Linked DNA regions of Homo sapiens: region 1 is linked to region 2. The links are chromatin loops, found by intact Hi-C in ENCODE. Cell type or tissue: Caco-2. All regions are shown on one strand. Links, peaks and the distances in the headings refer to the core of each region. The heading gives the core; the rest is flanking DNA. Region 1 overlaps RBM47 (RNA binding motif protein 47). Region 2 overlaps LINC02265 (long intergenic non-protein coding RNA 2265).

What was found. Hi-C counts contacts between places; a loop is a spot of excess contacts. Peaks named below come from ENCODE experiments on the same cell type or tissue, not always from the same donor. Only the 100,000 strongest peaks of a DNase experiment are listed, where the experiment ranks them.
Region 1: a loop joins it to region 2, with 13 times the contacts of the local background. A loop is called at or near these places in 2 of 110 quality-filtered maps.

Annotation. Positions count from the first base shown.
Region 1 is chr4:40,504,769-40,513,102 of GRCh38, reverse strand. The region is part of intron 2 of RBM47 (RNA binding motif protein 47); the gene reads left to right. Among named protein-coding and RNA genes, the nearest start is that of MIR4802, 6.8 kb to the right of the region's middle. In Caco-2, for the core only: no CTCF peak of the experiment used is centred there; DNase peaks (open chromatin) are centred at 4,962 and 8,002; H3K4me3 peaks cover 8 bases.
Region 2 is chr4:40,321,150-40,329,483 of GRCh38, reverse strand. It overlaps LINC02265 (long intergenic non-protein coding RNA 2265), which reads right to left. Exons shown (of 4, transcript NR_121641.1): 3 at 2,574-2,774. Among named protein-coding and RNA genes, the nearest start is that of CHRNA9, 10 kb to the left of the region's middle. RefSeq lists an enhancer at 3,971-4,020. In Caco-2, for the core only: a CTCF peak has its summit at 3,868 (motif pointing right); a DNase peak (open chromatin) is centred at 3,893.

The DNA of each region.
Region 1 (8,334 bases), core at 261-8,260, 180 kb before region 2:
GAAGAAATCTAACAATTGTAGAGGTTAAAGACCTTGAGTTCCCTGGAAGCATGGCAGGTTTAATATCTTTTTATATGCATATCGGAAAATTGAGTTTAGCAGAAAGTCATTTCACTACTCTGACCACTGCAAGTTTATGTAACTTTTGACAAGTGGATTAATGTTTTCCTATGTCTCTTTTAAGATTTTGATACTTACTGTATCTAATTGCCTGTTACACAGGTGCACTTAGATTGCTTGAGTCTATCAAGTAGGGAAAGAGAGCCATACCATGTGAATCCAAAATAGAAACCCTGACCAGTGAAATAATTCATGCATTAAAAGCACACTTTTTCTTTTCTTTTCTTTCCTTTTTTTTCTTTTCTTTCTTTCTTTTTTTTTTTTTTTTGAGATGAAGTCTCACTCTGTCACCCAGGCTGGAGTGCAGTGGCACAATCTCGGCTCACTGCAACCTCTGCCTCCGGGGTTCAAGTGATTCTCCCACCTCAGCCTCCCAAGTAGCTGGGATTACTGGCAGCCACCATCATCTCCAGCTAATTTTTGTATTTTTGTAGAGACAGGGTTTCACCATTTTGGCCAAGCTGGTCTTGAACTCCTGACCTCAAGTGATCCACTCGCCTCGGCCTCCCAAAGTGCTGGGATTACAGGCGTAAGCCACCGCACCCGGCCTTTTTTTTTTTTTTTTTTTTGAGATGGAGTTTCGTTCTGTCACCCAGGCTGGAATGCAGTGGCGCAATCTCGGCTCTCTGCAACCTCCACCTCCCAGGTTCAAGAGATTCTCCTGCCTCAGCCTCCCAAGTAGCTGGGCGCCCACCATCATGCCCGGCTAATTTTTTGTATTTTTAGTAGAGAAGGGGTTTCATTATGTTGGCCAGACTGGTCTTGAACTCCTGACCTCAGGTGATCCACCTGCCTTGGCCTCCCAAAGTGTTGGGATTAGAGGTGTGAGCCACCGCGCCTGGCAATACCACACTTTCTAAAGTAGATTGAGCCTGTGTTGAGTCTGAAATTTTATCAAAGGAACAGAAAGACTCTGGGGAAAAATCTAAAAACAAACCATTTCTAGACACTTGTCATTCCTTGTTTCCCTTTATTTCACTAGGAAAATCCATATTCGGTACAATCTTTTTGTTTAGTTTTTCTTTTTTCTTTTCTTTTTTTTTTTTTTGAGACAGAGTCTTACTGTGTCCCCCAGGCTGGAGTGCAGTGGCACAATCTTGGCTCACTGTAACCTGTGCCTCCCAGGTTCAGGCGATTCTCCTGCCTCAGCCTCCCCAGTAGCTGGGGCTATAGGCGCCTGCCACCACGCCCGGCTAATTTTTGTATTTTTAGTAGAGATGGGGTTTCACCATCTCCTGACCTCAACTGATCTGCCCACCTCGGCCTCCCGAAGTGCTGAGATTACAGGCTTGAGCCCCTGTGCCCAGCCCGATTTAGTATTTCCATGAGGAATTGTAAGAAACTAAGATCAACAAAGGCTACGTTGGATCCTCCTGTTAGGGGTTCTTATGGTTTCATGATAGTTTATTGACAGATCTAGTCATGCATCACATTAAGTCCTGAATAACTTGGCCCACGTTTCTGGCATTTTAGACTCTGCTGCTATTAAACGTGATATGATAATAATGCTTCTATGTCAGGTTGGCTGTATTAGGCATATAATTGAGTAACGTCTCTACAAGCGTTCTTGTTTGTTATCTGCTCCTTCCATCCTTTAGACTGCAAGTTCTTCTTGATTTGTAAAATGTCATGAGGCTGAAATTTCTGGGGACAATAATAGGACCCAAATGAAAAGGCATTTCACAACATGCCATAATGCCTAAGAGGCAGGCCTGCTGTCTTTTCTGAACAGAGCTGTATGGCTTTGTTAAGGAACAGGTAGGTGACAACCTTTCAAGGTGATTCTGGCGGCTGTGCCAGAAAAGTCACATGCGTAGGAGCTCGGAGTCAGAACTACACGGGCAACTTGGAGGAACCTTCAGACACTTGGGCCATATGTGGCTGGTTTTGCTTTTTGCAGGATGAAGTAAAAACTGAATGCGTATAGGTTAGCCCAGTGATAATGAAAAATCCTTCAGTTGTCTAGCAACTCAAGATCTTAAGTAAGGCAATAAAACAGCCCCCACAGCAGCCAAAATTAATGCCATAAATTCTATTAGTACCTCACTCAGTGCCTGTTGACTCTTTGTATTTTTCAGTAGAGACAGGGTTTCATGTTGGCCAGTCTGGTCTCAAACCCCTGACCTCAAATGATCCACCCGTCTCAGCCTCCCAAAGTGTTGGGATTACAGGTGTGAGCCATCATGCCCGTCCCCCTATTGACTCTTAGTTTAGACATCTTTCAATAACATTTCTGGTTCCTCAGTGCATAATAAATCACGACTCTTTCTTTTCTCCTTTCTACTTGGCTGATGACCATTCAAGCAAGCATTCACACATGGACTCATTCATTCAGTCAGTACTTACTAATGGCTCACTCTGGGATAGGGTCTCATCTCACAGTTCTTGAATGTCACCTCTTCAAGGTGACCTTCCCAGGTCCCCTAAAGGAGGTCCTCTAATTTTGCTCTGAAAATACACATTGTATTTGTTTTATGCTTGCCTCTTTTGCTAAAATATTAAGTTCCCTTAGGTCATGGATCACAAGTGTCTAACTTGCTACTGTATCTCTAGCTCTTAGCATATCCCACGTGTTCAAAAATATGTACCAGATATATGAATAAATGAATGAAAGGAAACAAATGAGAAGGACAGGGATGATTACAGGCAGGCAGACAATGGTGAGAAATAGGGCATATAACAAAGGGGTAAAACTGCTGCCATCCAATCCAGAAGCAATGGTCCCCGAAGCTATTGCCCCATCTCAGCTGAGCTCTACCATGTAAGTTTCTTTACTTTTTTTTTTTTTTTTTTTTGAGATGGAGTTTCACTCTTGTTGCCCAGGCTGGAGTGCAATGGCGCTATCTTGGCTAATTGCAGCCTCCGCCTCCTAGGTTCAAGCAGTTCTCCTTCCTCAGCCTCCTAAGTAGCTGGGATTACAGGCATGTGCCATCATGCCTGGCTAATTTTGTATTTTTAGTAGAGACAGGGTTTTACCATGTTGGTCAAGCTGGTCTTGAACTCCTGACCTCAAGTGACCCACCCCCCCTCAGCCTCCCAAAGTGCTGGGATTACAGGCGTGAGCCACTGCACCTGGCCAGTTTCTTTACTTTTTTTTTTTGAGACGGAGTCTCACTCTGTCGCCCAGGCTGGAGTGCAGTGGCGCAATCTCCGCTCACTGCAAGCTCCGCCTCCCGGGCTCACACCATTCTGCCTCAGCCTCCGCAGTAGCTAGGACTACAGGCGCCCGCCACCACGCCTGGAGAATTTTTTTTTTTGTATTTTTAGTGGAGACGGGGTTTCACCGTGTTGGCCAGGATGGTCTCGATCTCCTGACCTCGTGATCCACCTGCCTTGGCCTCCCAAAGTGCTGGGATTACAGGCGTAAGCCACCGCGCCCGGCCCAGTTTCTTTACTTTTTAAAAATTTTATAGAGACAGGGTCTCACTATGTTGCCCAGACTGGTCTCAAATTCCTGGGCTCAAGTAATTCTCCCACCTAGACCACCCAAACTGTTGGGATTAAAGGCATGAGCCAATACAGGTCACCAACATGTAAATTTCTATGGATAACCTTGGTTCACCAAGAAGAATGTGCTTTGGAGCCTCTTTAAAATGATAGTGAGGGTACAAATCATTTTAGAAATATTTTTACCCAAGAAAGTAATAGTGTGTTTGCTTACATGAGTAAATTCAGTTATTTGGAAAATATCCTATACAAGTGATGTCTACAATTATGAAGCACCAGTGAATGAATTTATCATTCAGAGAAAATATTAAATCAAATAACTACTTTGAAAAAAATATATTATTATTATTTATTTATTTATTTATTTATTTATTTTGAGATGGAGGCTCACTCTGTTGCCCAGGCTGGAGTGCAGTGGCACAATCTCGGCTCACTACAACCTCAGCTTCCCAGATTCAAGCAATTCTCCTGCTTCAGCCTCCCAAGTAGCTGGGCTACAGGCACGCGCCACCACACCTGGCTAATTTTTGTATTTTTAGTAGAGACAGGGTTTCACCATGTTGGCCAGGCTGGTCTCGAACTCCTGACCTCAGGTGATCCGCCCACCTTGGCCTACCAAAGTGCTGGGATTACAGGCGTGAGCCACTGCGCCTGGCCGAAAACATATTATTTTAAATATTCATTGAAGTGTATAACATAAAGGCAGTAAACTGCACGACTGTTAGGTACACAGCTTGATGAATTTTTATATGTGTATGTACCTGTGGAACCACCACCCAGATTAAGGCACAAAATATTTTCAGCATCTCAGTATCGTCGTGCCTCTCCTCCCATTATCCCCTCAACCCAAGGTAACCACCATTCTGACTTGTATCACCATAGATTACCTTTGGCTATTCTTACTTCATTAAGATGGAATCAGACAGTATGTACTCTTTTGTATCTGGCCTCTCACTCAACCCTTTATCGGTGACGCTCATCCACATAGTTTCATGTAGTTATAATTTATCCTGTTGTTGCTGCATAGTATTCCTTTGTAAGAACAGACCACAACGCAGAGCATTTTCAGGAATTAAAAACATGACTATATGAGCTGAAAATCATTCCCTATCTGTGCCAGCTCTTTAAAGTTAAGTGATATCTTAAGGTGGGATGGAAATATTATGACCTGAAAGGGTGGAAGGAAAGAGGTCTGTTTCTGGGAGTGTATTTGCTAAGTGCTCTATGTTGGCTGTTTAACTGCAGTAATTACCCTAGAAGGTGACTGCTGCTGTTTTGTACATGAGGAAACTAAGCATCAGAAAAGTTTTATGACTTTACAGTGAGGCTGAACAAAACGTGAAAATTGTTAGTTACACCAGAGGGCAGTCCCGTCCTGGCAAAGACAATGCCAGAACGCTGTTGAGGCTCCGCCACCTCCGATTTCTGAGGCTCAGGTTTTACGTACTGCAGACTTTTCTTTTCTTTTTGAGATGGGATTTCGCTCTTGTTGCCCAGGCTGGGGTGCAGTGGGGTGATCTCGGCTCACCGCAACCTCCGCCTCCCGGGTTGAAGCTATTCTCCTGCCTCAGCCTCCCAAGTAGCTGGGATTACAGGCATGCGCCACCACGCCTGGCTAATTTGCAGACTTTTCTATCTTCTGTTGGAGAGCTGGCCAGCCATCTGACTTTTTTACTTAGGTCATTTTGTCTCTTTTTCCCTTCAAATTTGTTTTGTTTTAAAAATAAGACTTGCTCTGGACTTTTTTTTTGAGATGGAGTCTCACTCTGTCGCCCAGGCTGGAATGAAGTGGCGCGATCTCGGGTCACTGCAACCTCCGCCTCCCAGGTTCAAGTAATTCCTTGCCTCAGCCTCCCAAGTAGCTGGGATTACAGGTGCACGCCACCACGCCCGGCTAATTTTTGTATTTTTAGTAGAGACGGGGTTTCACCATCTTGGCCAGGCTGGTCTTGAATTCCTGACTTCATGATCCATCCGCCTCGGCCTCCCAAAGTGTTGGGATTACAGGCGTGAGCCACCGCGCCCAGCCGTAACTCTGGAATTTTAAATTTTTGCTTATGAATACTTGTTATTTTCAGACACACATGGTATTAATATATTCAAAAACTTTCATTTAGCAATTTTTGAATTTTTTTTTAAGATCAGGTTTTAGTGTGTATACATAAGGAAATATTTAATCATCATAAGAAAGTTAGGTGAATTTCAAGTGAGAATTACTGAGAAGTTTCCTGGGAGTCAATAATCATGTATTTTAAAGTGGAGTTTATGGACGTGCTTAAGGCCAGGTGTAGTGGCTTATGCCTGTAATCCCAGCACTTTGGAAGGCGGAGACTGGCAGATCACCTGAGGTTAGGAGTTCGAGACCAGCCTGGCCAACATGGTGAAACCGTGTCTCTACTAAAAATATACAAATTTGTCAGATGTGGTGGCGCATGCCTTTGATCCCAGCTACTCGGGAGGCTGAGTCAGGAGAATTGCTTGAACCCGGGAGCTGGAGGTTGCAGCGAGCCAAGATCGCACCACTGCACTCCAGCCTGGGCGACAGAGCAGAATCTGTGTTTTTGGTAGAGATGGGGTTTCACCATATTGGCCAGGCTGGTCTCGAACTTTTGACCTCAAGTGATTCGCCTGCCACAGCCTCCCAAAGTGCTGGGATTATAGGCATGAGCCACCACGCCTGACCAAGATTTTTTTGAAGGAAAATTGGAGAGAGGCGTTCAAGCCACTGCTTGTTTGGCTCCATCTGAATCATTCTTTTCCTCCAATAAAGAGCAAAGTATTTAGGTAACATAAGAAGTAGAATCAACTGGTTTCTAGCACCCAAGGTAGGTACAAATGTCCCTGGCACTCAGGATGGTCTCAGAGACACTGAGTCAGCCAGAAGGTAACTTGGAAGCCAGTTGAGTACAAAAGCCATTGCCACAAGGTTGACCTCATGCTGGTCTTGTCCTGTGTAACAGAATGAAAGAGCCAGTCAACAGCGGAGCCCTCTGCCCTTCCCAGTGCAGTGGCTTTCTCTGTATAGAACTTTTACCTTTTCCACAAAGATTCCAACCATGGGTGTTTATTGTTGGGATTAATTGAGATAATTTGCAGTATATTAAAGTATCTGGCACATCATGGGTGTCTAGGAGATCTCAGTTTGCCTTCCCTTTGAACAGGATTCCTTGGAGGGAAATTTGCATACATGAACGGAACCGGACTCTTACTTAATAGTGAATTCAAGACATTGAACATTGTCCCAGGTGGCATTTTTTCCCTTGAGGATTGTGAAACATTTAAATTAGCCATTGTTTAAGTAAGCACCGTTGCTGTCAATCACAAATGCAAACCTGGACTTGGAGTAGAAACAAAACAAAGACTTTTATTCTGCTTTTCCAATAAAATGGCTTCTTACTATAAAGCCATAATAAATACCTACTGTTTCATTTTTTAGTAAGAGTATTAGAGCAATTTGTCTGTACCATCACTGCTGTTGTTTGATAGTAGATAGGTCAGAGAAAGATCATATAATGAAGGTTACAGCTCACTGCCCACCCAACCCCCAAGGAAGATTGACTTGTCATATGATAAGGGCTTTATTTGCTGCATAAAATGACAAGTAAGTTTTTTTGTTTTTTGTTTTGTTTTGTTTTGTTTTGTTTTTTTTGAGACAGACTCTCGCTCTGTCACCCAGGCTGCAGTGGTGTGGTCTCGGCTCACTGCAACGTCTGCTTCCTGGGTTCAAGTGATTCTCGTGTCTCAGCCTTCTGAGTAGCTGGGGACTACAGGCGCACACCACCATAACCAGCTATTTTTTTTTTTGTATTTTTAGTAGAGATGGAGTTTCACTATGTTGGCTAGGCTAGTCTCGAACTCCTGACCTCGTGATCTACCCGCCTCGGCCTCCCAAAGTGCTGGGATTACAGGTGTGAGCCACCGCGTCCAGCCAAAATATATATGTTTTTAAATTCTAGGAAATAACGTTGATTTGGATATAGAAAAATTAAATACCAGGGAATGCTGGCTTATAAATTTTAGTCCAGCATCTTTTTTTTTTTTACACTTTTTTTTTTTTTTTTAGATGAAGTCTTACTGTGTCACCCAGGCTGGAGTGCGATGGCACAATCTCGCCTCACTGGGTTCAAGTGATTCCCCAGCCTCAGCTTCCCAAGTAGCTGGGAACACAGGCACATACCACCATGCCTGGCTAATTTGTGTGTTTTTAGTAGAGACGGGGTTTCACCATGTTGGCCAGGCTGGTCTTGAACTCCTGGCCTCAAGTGATCAGCCACCCATCTCAGCCTCCCAAAGTGCTGGGATTACAGACGTGAGCCACAGTGCCCAGCCTGTTTTTTTTCTTTTTAGACACAAGATCTTGCTTTGTCACCCAGTCTGGAATGCAGTGGTGCAATTACAGCCACTGTGGCCTCAAACTCCTGGCCTCAAGCAATTCTCTTACCTCAGCCTCCTGAGCAGCTGGGACTACAGGCATGTGCCACCGTGCCTAACTGATAGCCCAGCATCTTTTAAAGATAAAAATCTTTATCTTTGCCTAAAGGAAAATTAAGGAATCTTGTGCTTATTCTGAAAAACAAAATACAAACAACAATTTTTTGTCTTCAGAGGTTGGCAGTCCTTGGTCCTCCCCAAGTACTTCTTTGGTAAAGAATCTGCCATTGGCAGATAACTCACAAATGACTTATATCTAGGCCCTACAAAAACCATGACCAAAATAAGGAATGTGAATAGAAGGTGGACAAATTAAATGGTGATAATTTTTGGTGG
Region 2 (8,334 bases), core at 214-8,213:
GCTGGTCACAAACTCCTGAGCTCCAGCGATCCACCTGCCTCAGAGTCCCAAAGTGCTGGGATTACAGGCATGAGCCACCATGACCAGCCTATTTTTAAATAATTTATAAGATGGGGGTCTCACTGTGTTGCCCAGGTTGGGGTGCAGCAGCTATTCACTGCACTCCCTCATTATCATTGTGCACTGTGGCCTCCAATTCCTGGGCTCAAGAGATCCTCCCATCTCAGCCTCCCAGATAGCTGGGACTACAAGTACATGCCACCAAGCCCAGCCAGGTGGTCATCTTAAAACACAAATCTGATCATGTCACCCCTCTGCCCAGTGGATTCTCTCCAGTGGATTCTCACCTTATTTGGAATAAAAGCCAAAATCCTTACTGGCAACTACAAGGCCGTACGTGATGTCTCCCCCGACTTTCCTTCTCCAACACTCTCCCCCTCGCTCATGTAGCTCCAGCCGTGCTGGCCTCCTTGCATTCCACATGCACACTGCGCCCCTCCTTCTGTTCCCTCTGCCTGGAGCACCATTAGCATATCCTCCTGACTCCCCTTCTTCTTCCTCCTGGGTTCTGCCTAGTGCCTCCTTATCAGAAGCCCTTCCCTGATGATGTTACGTAGAGTAACATCCCAGCCCTCTCTCCATCTCTGGGATCCACCCTTCCTCGCACTTAGGACCAGCTGACCTGCATGTATGCATTGCACTTGGTAGTTATCGTCTGTCTCCCTACTAAAATTAAGTTCCACAAAAGTGGGGGCTTTGTCATGTTCTGTGCTATTCTCCCAGATACAGAGAGGATATTAGAGGATATTTGTTGATGCATAAATGAGTAATATCTAGAATGAGAAATCTAAGGAATTAAGAAGTAAGGGAAAGGCCAGCTTTCAGACAAAGAATGGTGGGTATATTTCCTATGATTCATAAGCTTACCTGATTTTTTTAGCACTCATGGCCAGGATGTTATTTACAGCCTTACATTGTCAGTCTACTGCTGTGTTATATTTTAACCTATGTCAAAGCAAAATTCCTTGAGAACATGGACCATAATTTTTCCCTTATACATAGTCCTAGCTCAAGGGAAACAACCACCAAATCCAGTTAGCAGCATCTGCCAAGGATGCAGGGGGAGGGTGTGGAGGCATCTCCCCATGTCTCTGCTGACCTAATGCAACAGAAAGGACCTAAGGACACAGGAGGAGTCCTATGGCCCCAGTTCAAGTCCTAGGACCACCACTTACTAGTCATGTTAGTAGTAATTATTTCTCAGAGTCTCATTTTCTCATTTGTATAAAGGAAGATTATAATATTTTACCCAAAAGGGTTATTGTGAGGATTCAAGAGAAAGCAGATAAAGTACCAAGCACACACCTGGCACAAAGCAAGACTCTCAGTGAATGCCACTATGATTCCCCTTGCCAAACCACACAGGCTACGGTAGTCAGAAAGCACCCACTGGTAAAAAGAAACTCATAAAGTTGCCAACAGAAGAGCCAAGTTCATGAAGAGACATGAGTGGGTGATAAGAGACATGCAGTTTTCTGGGTCAGGAGAGCAGCTGATATATGATCCAGGGTATCCAGTATGTCCAAGTGAGTGATCTGGGGACTGTAGCGGGCTCTGATGTCTGTGCTTTGTCAGAGGGTGCATACTATTTTCCCTGAAATCCCCTGAGGGAATATATTTGAAAGCTATAAAACTGTACAGTGTGGTATAGGGTGAGTATCTCCTGGCTTCCTCCTGTTTCTGGGGTCTTTCTTTGCTGCACAGAGGAGACCTCATCCATGGGAGATTTCTGTCCTCAATGGTAGCCCACTTGCTCCTTGGGACTTCTCAGACATTTTCCTTTGTTCTTGAGTTTCCGACCCCTTCTCATCCCAGGAGGTTCTCACCCCACTGGCTCTGCTTCCTCTTCTCATAGCAGACCCTGCAGTCACAATTGTGCAATATTTCCCTGCTCGTTGCAAACACTGTCTCTCTGCTAACATTGTAAGAGTTAGGCAAATGACAAGCATGGGAAAAAGCAGAAGGGGCACACTCTGCTCTTCTGTTAACAGTAGCACGCTACTTCAAGGATGCTAATCATAGAGAAGGGGAGCTGGGAGATTCGGAGACAACACTGTGCAAACCCAGCTGATACCCTTCCCAGGCTATTCTGAGAGCTACCAGCCCCCAACCTCTCCCACAGCTTCTGCCCCCTTAGAAGCAGCATGGCCCCATGGCCCCAAGACCTCACTCATCTCCCGCTCCCCCATCCTCTGCCCTGTTCTGGAAAGTGGGCACTAAAGGGACATGTTAAAACTGAAAAGAGGCAAGGAGGTGCTTTCTCCCAGTCAGCAACGCGCTGCTCCATCTCCCACCCCACCTGCCCACCTGCCCTCAGTGTCTCTTCGGCTAGGCCTACTTAGCCGAGAGCAGCCCCGTGGGTATGAATGGCCTAGGTGCCTGCTTCTGGAAGCATGTTTGGAAGGAAGCAGGGAGGGTACTGAAAGGTAAAGCAGGAGAACTGGAAGATTTTATTCCCAAGTGTTTTCCTCAAAGACACTTTTTAACTTTCTCCGTTTCTTCTTCTCACTTACCTCACCATTGCCATTGACATAGGCTCTGTACACCAAGGAGCTGAACGAGAGGAATCCAGGAGAGCCACAGAAAGGACAAGGGGAACCAGTGCAGGGGGATGGACGCACATCCGCTGACCACGTAAAAGCCAGGCCAGAAGCTAGGCTCTTAGCCTAGCTAAGGCTAGGTTTTCTCAGTGCCTTTCTGAGCCATATTGGAGCCTGAAAAAAAAAAAGAGAGAGAGAATATTGGCAATACTAATCCTGTTTTTTTTTGTTGTTGTTGTTATTGGTTTTTTGTTTGTTTGTTTGTTTGACAGAATTTCTCTCTGTCGCCCAGGCTGGAGTGCAATGGCATGATCTCAGCTCACTGCAACCTCCACCTCCAGGGTTCAAGCAATTCTCCTCCTTTAGCCTCCCAAGTAGCTGGGACTACAAGCATGCATCACCACACCCAGCTAATTTTTACATTTTTAGTAGAGATGGGGTTTCACCATGTTGGCCAGGCTGGTCTCGAACTCCTGACCCCAGGCGATCCACCTGCCTCAGCCTCCCAAAGTGCTGGGATTACAGGCATGAGCCACCATGCCCAGCCACTAATCCTGTTTTTAAACTTTGGTATTTTTATTTATAATGAAATATTTTGCATTAATTTTGATGTTTAGAAATATTGTATTAAGGCCAAGCATGGTGGCTTATGCTTGTAATCCCAACACTTTGAGAGGTCGAGGTGGGAGGATCACTTGAGGCCAGGACTTCAAGACCAGCCTGGGCAATAAAATGAGACCCCCATCTCTACCAAAAAAAGAAAAGAAAAGTTCTTTTAAATTAGCCAGGCATGGTGATGCGTACCTGCAGTCCCTCCTACATGGGGGAGGCTGAGGCAGGAGGATCACTTGAGCCCAGGAGTTTAAAGCTGTAGTAAGCTATGATCACACAACTGCACTCTGGTCTGGGTGACAGATAGAGATCCTGTCTCAAAAAAATTTATCTATATTCATTACTAATATTTTTGGCTCCCCCTTAAATGTGCACTGGAAGCAAGTGCCTCTCCTGCCTCACTCTGGTCCTGGCCCTGATGAGATTCAGCCCAGCTGATGGAACTGGTCAATTCACCTGGTTGATGATTTTTTTCAGAAAGAAAGAGTGAAAGCTCTAAAAATAATCTTTAAAAATCAAAGTCTATTTTTTTAAATGTGCAATTCTACTAAAATAATTAAGAAAGGAGTGAAATTCTCAGCCACAAAAAGAAACCAAATTTAGACACAATTCAAATCCTTTATCTTCTGACAAAGCCAAGGTACTTCACCTTCTCAGCCACCAGGTGTCTCTGTAAACTCCCTGCAGGCCTCTGCACAGGGCACTGCAGATAACGTCATATGTGAAATCTGCTGTTTTTAACCAGCTCTAAAGAGACAGCACATACAAAGAAAAAAAAAACAGCTTGAAATATAACAGCTTCAAATACCAAATTTACAGTGATCCGTCCATTTATCCAGGATTTCTGGCTAATAGCCAAGTGCTTATGATAATCAAATCTATTAACAGATTTAAGCTAAGAAATAGATTATTAGAGTCAAGTTGTCCTAATCAATACACTTTCTAGAATGTTCCTGCTTTATTGTTTTCTCGTATCTTATCTGGATTAATTTCTAACGGAGTATAATTCTGCAAGATCAAAATAGAGTATTCCAGGAACTAACTCTTCCCCTGGTTTGGAGGACTGGATTTTACCCAATTCTTTAGGGTAGAGAATTTTTTGTTGTTTTTGTTTTTGTTGAGGCAGAGTCTCACTCTGTCGCCCAGGCTGGAGTGCAGTGGCACGCTCTCGGCTCACTGCAACCTCCACCTCCCGGGTTCAAGCGATTCTACTGCTTCAGCCTCCCGAGTAGCCAGGACTGCAGGCGCGCAACACCACGCCAGGCTAATTTTTTTTATTTTTTGTATTTTTAGTAGAGACAAGGTTTTACCATGTTGGCCAGGCTGGTTTTGAACTCCTGACCTCAAGTGATCCGTCCGCCTTGGCCTCCGAAAGTGCTGGGATTACAGGTGTGAGCCACCGTGCCCAGTCCTGGGTAGGGAATTTTGAAAACAATATTTAAACCTTTTGTTTATGTTTAAAAAAAATCAGTGCATGAAGTGCTATGGGAGGCCCAGAAAACAAAGTAGTGGGAAGGTTGTACTATTCTTTCAAAGTAAGTTTACCTCGGCTTGTTGTCATCCTTTCCCTTCACATCCTCACCTCACCCCTCAGAAGAAAATGTAACACTTCAGTGAACAGACCATTTCCTCTGAATTTAACATTTTTGTGAGTTAATTCTGCAAATAAGCACTTCGTTCAACACCGTGGGGGACCATCGATCCTTCTTCCAAAGGTCCGGGAAAATGACTCTTGGGAGAGACCTCTGTGATGAGACTCCATGAGCTTCTCTAGCCCGTCTAAGATAGCATTTGTTCTTCATTTTAAAATTGCTACTCATAACAATCCCAATAGGAACATGGCTAATGTTCACAGTGAGGTGCTCACTACTTATTTTAGTACAGTCATTTCTCTGGGTTTCCACGGCAGGAAAACTCCAGCTTTTCTCTTAACTTCCTACGCAATTCCTCCTCATCTGCTTCTTCCCTCAATGTTGGATTTCTCAGGATTCAGTCCCAAGCCTTCTTCTCTTGGTCAAGGTAGAAGAAAATCTTAGCAGTTATAATGAAACCTCAAACTATAAGAAAAGAGGGAGTAATAGTGGGTTCCATGATGCCAAATTAGTTGCATGTCCTGAAGAGGATTGCCAGCCACAGGCTCCATCCCTCATATCTAGGTAGCTGCATCCTTTCTATGAGTCATCTGGGCTTTAAATGGCCATCAGATCACAGGAGGTTTCGTTCAAATGCAGATTCTGAGTCAGGAGGCCTGACTGAGGCTGAGATTCTGCATCCCACGTGATATAGATGCTGCTGGCCCATGGACCACACATTGAGTAGCAAGGTTTAGATGATCATATAATTATAATGAGATATTGATAAAACATACCTAAATTATCAATCACACCAACAGATCAAATCAATATATAATAATGGCTGAACTGGGATAGGGAAGCTGATTTTGAAAAATTTAAAGAATATATGCTTCTGGTTTCCAAAACTCAAAATCTATTCGAAGAGAAAAGGGACCTAAAAGTTCCATGAAATCAGAAACAAGATTCTGTTTTTTCAAAGGGCCCAACCTAAAGATTGATTGTGGCAGGGCGCGATGGCTCACGCCTGTAATCCGAGCACTTTGGGAGGCCGAGGCGGGCGGATCACCTGAGGTCAGGAGTTCAAGACCAGCCTCAACATGGAGAAACCCTGTCTCTACTAAAAATACAAAATTAACCAGGCGTGGTGGTGCATGCCCGTAATCCCAGCTACTCAGGAGGCTGAGGCAGGAGAATTGCTTGAACCCGGGAGGCAGAGGCTGCAGTGAGCCGAGATTGCCCCACTGCACTCCAGCCTGGGCAACAGAGCAAGATTCTGTCTGAAAAAAAAAAAAAAAGCAATGTTATGTCATAATTTCTGTAATCTTTGTGATAACTAGTATGTTTTGCCAGTTTTTAAAGGCTTTTAAGGTATTTAAGATCCAATGGATTTGTGTTGTAATTTTAATCAAGCAAAAAACCAAAAAAACGAACTTAATTTAGGCATGCAATTAACACTTAAATGTTTGGGAAAAAATATTTTCTTAAAAGCATAAGTTTTACTTTATTAGTTATAAATATACTACACACATAGAGAAATGCTGACTGTTGACTAAAAGAATGCTAATTGCTTCACAAATTTATGAGAAGGTCTTGCCGACCTTGTAGTATATCAAACGTGTCAAGTTCCTGCCAACGCAAGATTTCTGCAGTTCCTTTCTCCTAGAATGTGCTTCTCCAACCTTTGCTTGCCTATTTGTGTGTCTGTGTGCTTAATGACTCTTTTATCTTGGATTGTGAATTCTGTGACCATGGAAACAGTTTACCATGGTAATCTTTATACCTCTGCAAAGGTTGCTGGTATTATCCCATTTACAGAAGGCAGGCTTGGAGAGTTTTAAGTAGCATGTCCAAGTTGCAGTGCTGGGATAGAACCGAGGTCTTTCTTACTTGTGAGTCCATGAACATTATTGTGACACTGAGTTCAATAAACAGTGATCACTGATTGAATGCTGCTCAGGTCATCTGCTGTGTTCTGCAAACGCAAAGTCACAGAATTATGGGACCTCCCAGAGCTCTCCTTGAAAAGAACATTTGGGGCAAAACTTTAAACACTACTCCCTTGAAGAGCCAATCATAGAAAACACAATGAAAATATACATCTGTCATTTAGGCCTTAATATAAATTATGCCCCTTGCTCTTTACAAAAATCCATGGACTGATAAGAAAATGAAGGCTGTGCAAAGTGATATTTCCTAGCTTTTTGCATGGAAAGGCAGCATAGCATAGTTAGGAGTAGTGAAGAGTCCCTGAAAGGATTCTGGGTTCAGGCTGTCTGGGTTCAAATCATCGAATTGCCACGTTTTAGCTGGTGGCCTGGGGAAAGTTGTTTAAACTCTCTGTGTTCAGTTTACTCATCTCTAAAGGGGGCAGAACAAAGACTCTGTCATGAGGTTGTTCTGAGGATTGAATGAGGTGATACACATAAAAAGCTTACAACACTGACGACATCTCTAAAAGTAGAGAGCAAACATTTGCTTCATGTCTGATACTCTGTGACAGACGCTCAACTCATACTTGAACCCAGGACATTAGACTTGCATTTCTTTTCCACCGGATCAGACTATACTTCACCATCCATTTTGGCTAGAATGTGCTAACATTTTTGCCCTGCAGGCACGAGCTGCCCTCTGCGTAGCTCTCTTCCTCGTTTCCATGGCTGCATTTCTTTTTCCTGCGTAATTGAAAACCCCAACTGCAGAGGCAGGTTTATTTATAGCTGAAAAATTAGTGTTATTTAGCTTGAGCTTTTCTGCAACCATCAGTCCATTACTGTAAGAGCATCCACATTTACATTGCAACATCCTTCTGTTTTCCCAGTGCCCTGTAATTCTTAATTAGCTACTCAAAACAATGTTTATTGAATGTCTATAGAGAGAGAAACCTGATCCAGCCTTTTTACATCCAAAACCAGTATCTACCCAAAGCTCAGACTCTCACATACCAACCACTTCCTGGACAGCTCTGCTTGGAGATTCCATAGCATTTCAGATGTGGTCAAGTGGAACTCACTATCTTCCCCTGGCCTGCCATGGGTTCCTGGTTTTGATGAAGAAAGTCACCATTTCCCAGTCCCCCATGCCAGATACTGGGAGTTGTCCCAGATTCCCCTCACATACTACTACATCCCATCTGCTACCAGGCTCCATCAATCCTGTCTGCTAAGCCCACGCCATCCCTCTTATCACCCCAAACCCCTACAAGGTAGTATTTCCTGGACTATTGAAAACCATCTTGGGGCTGTTCCTTCTTCCTTCAGTCTCCTTTTCCTCTAGTCCCCACTCACACTGCTGTTACTTCAATGTTTTGGACTCTGACCATGTTACACTCCCCTGCCTGTATGAAATCCTCCCATGTCCCCCATCACCCACAGGATGAAGGCCCTGCTCTAAATCATGGCATAGGAGACCCTTCAAACTCTCTGTCCTGCCTTCCTCACCAGGTGCATCGCCTGCCATCCCACATAGCTTTTTTTCTCTTTTCTTTTCTTTTTTTCCCCTCTATTTATTTATTTATTTATTTATTTAAGACGGAGTCTGGCTCTGTCGCC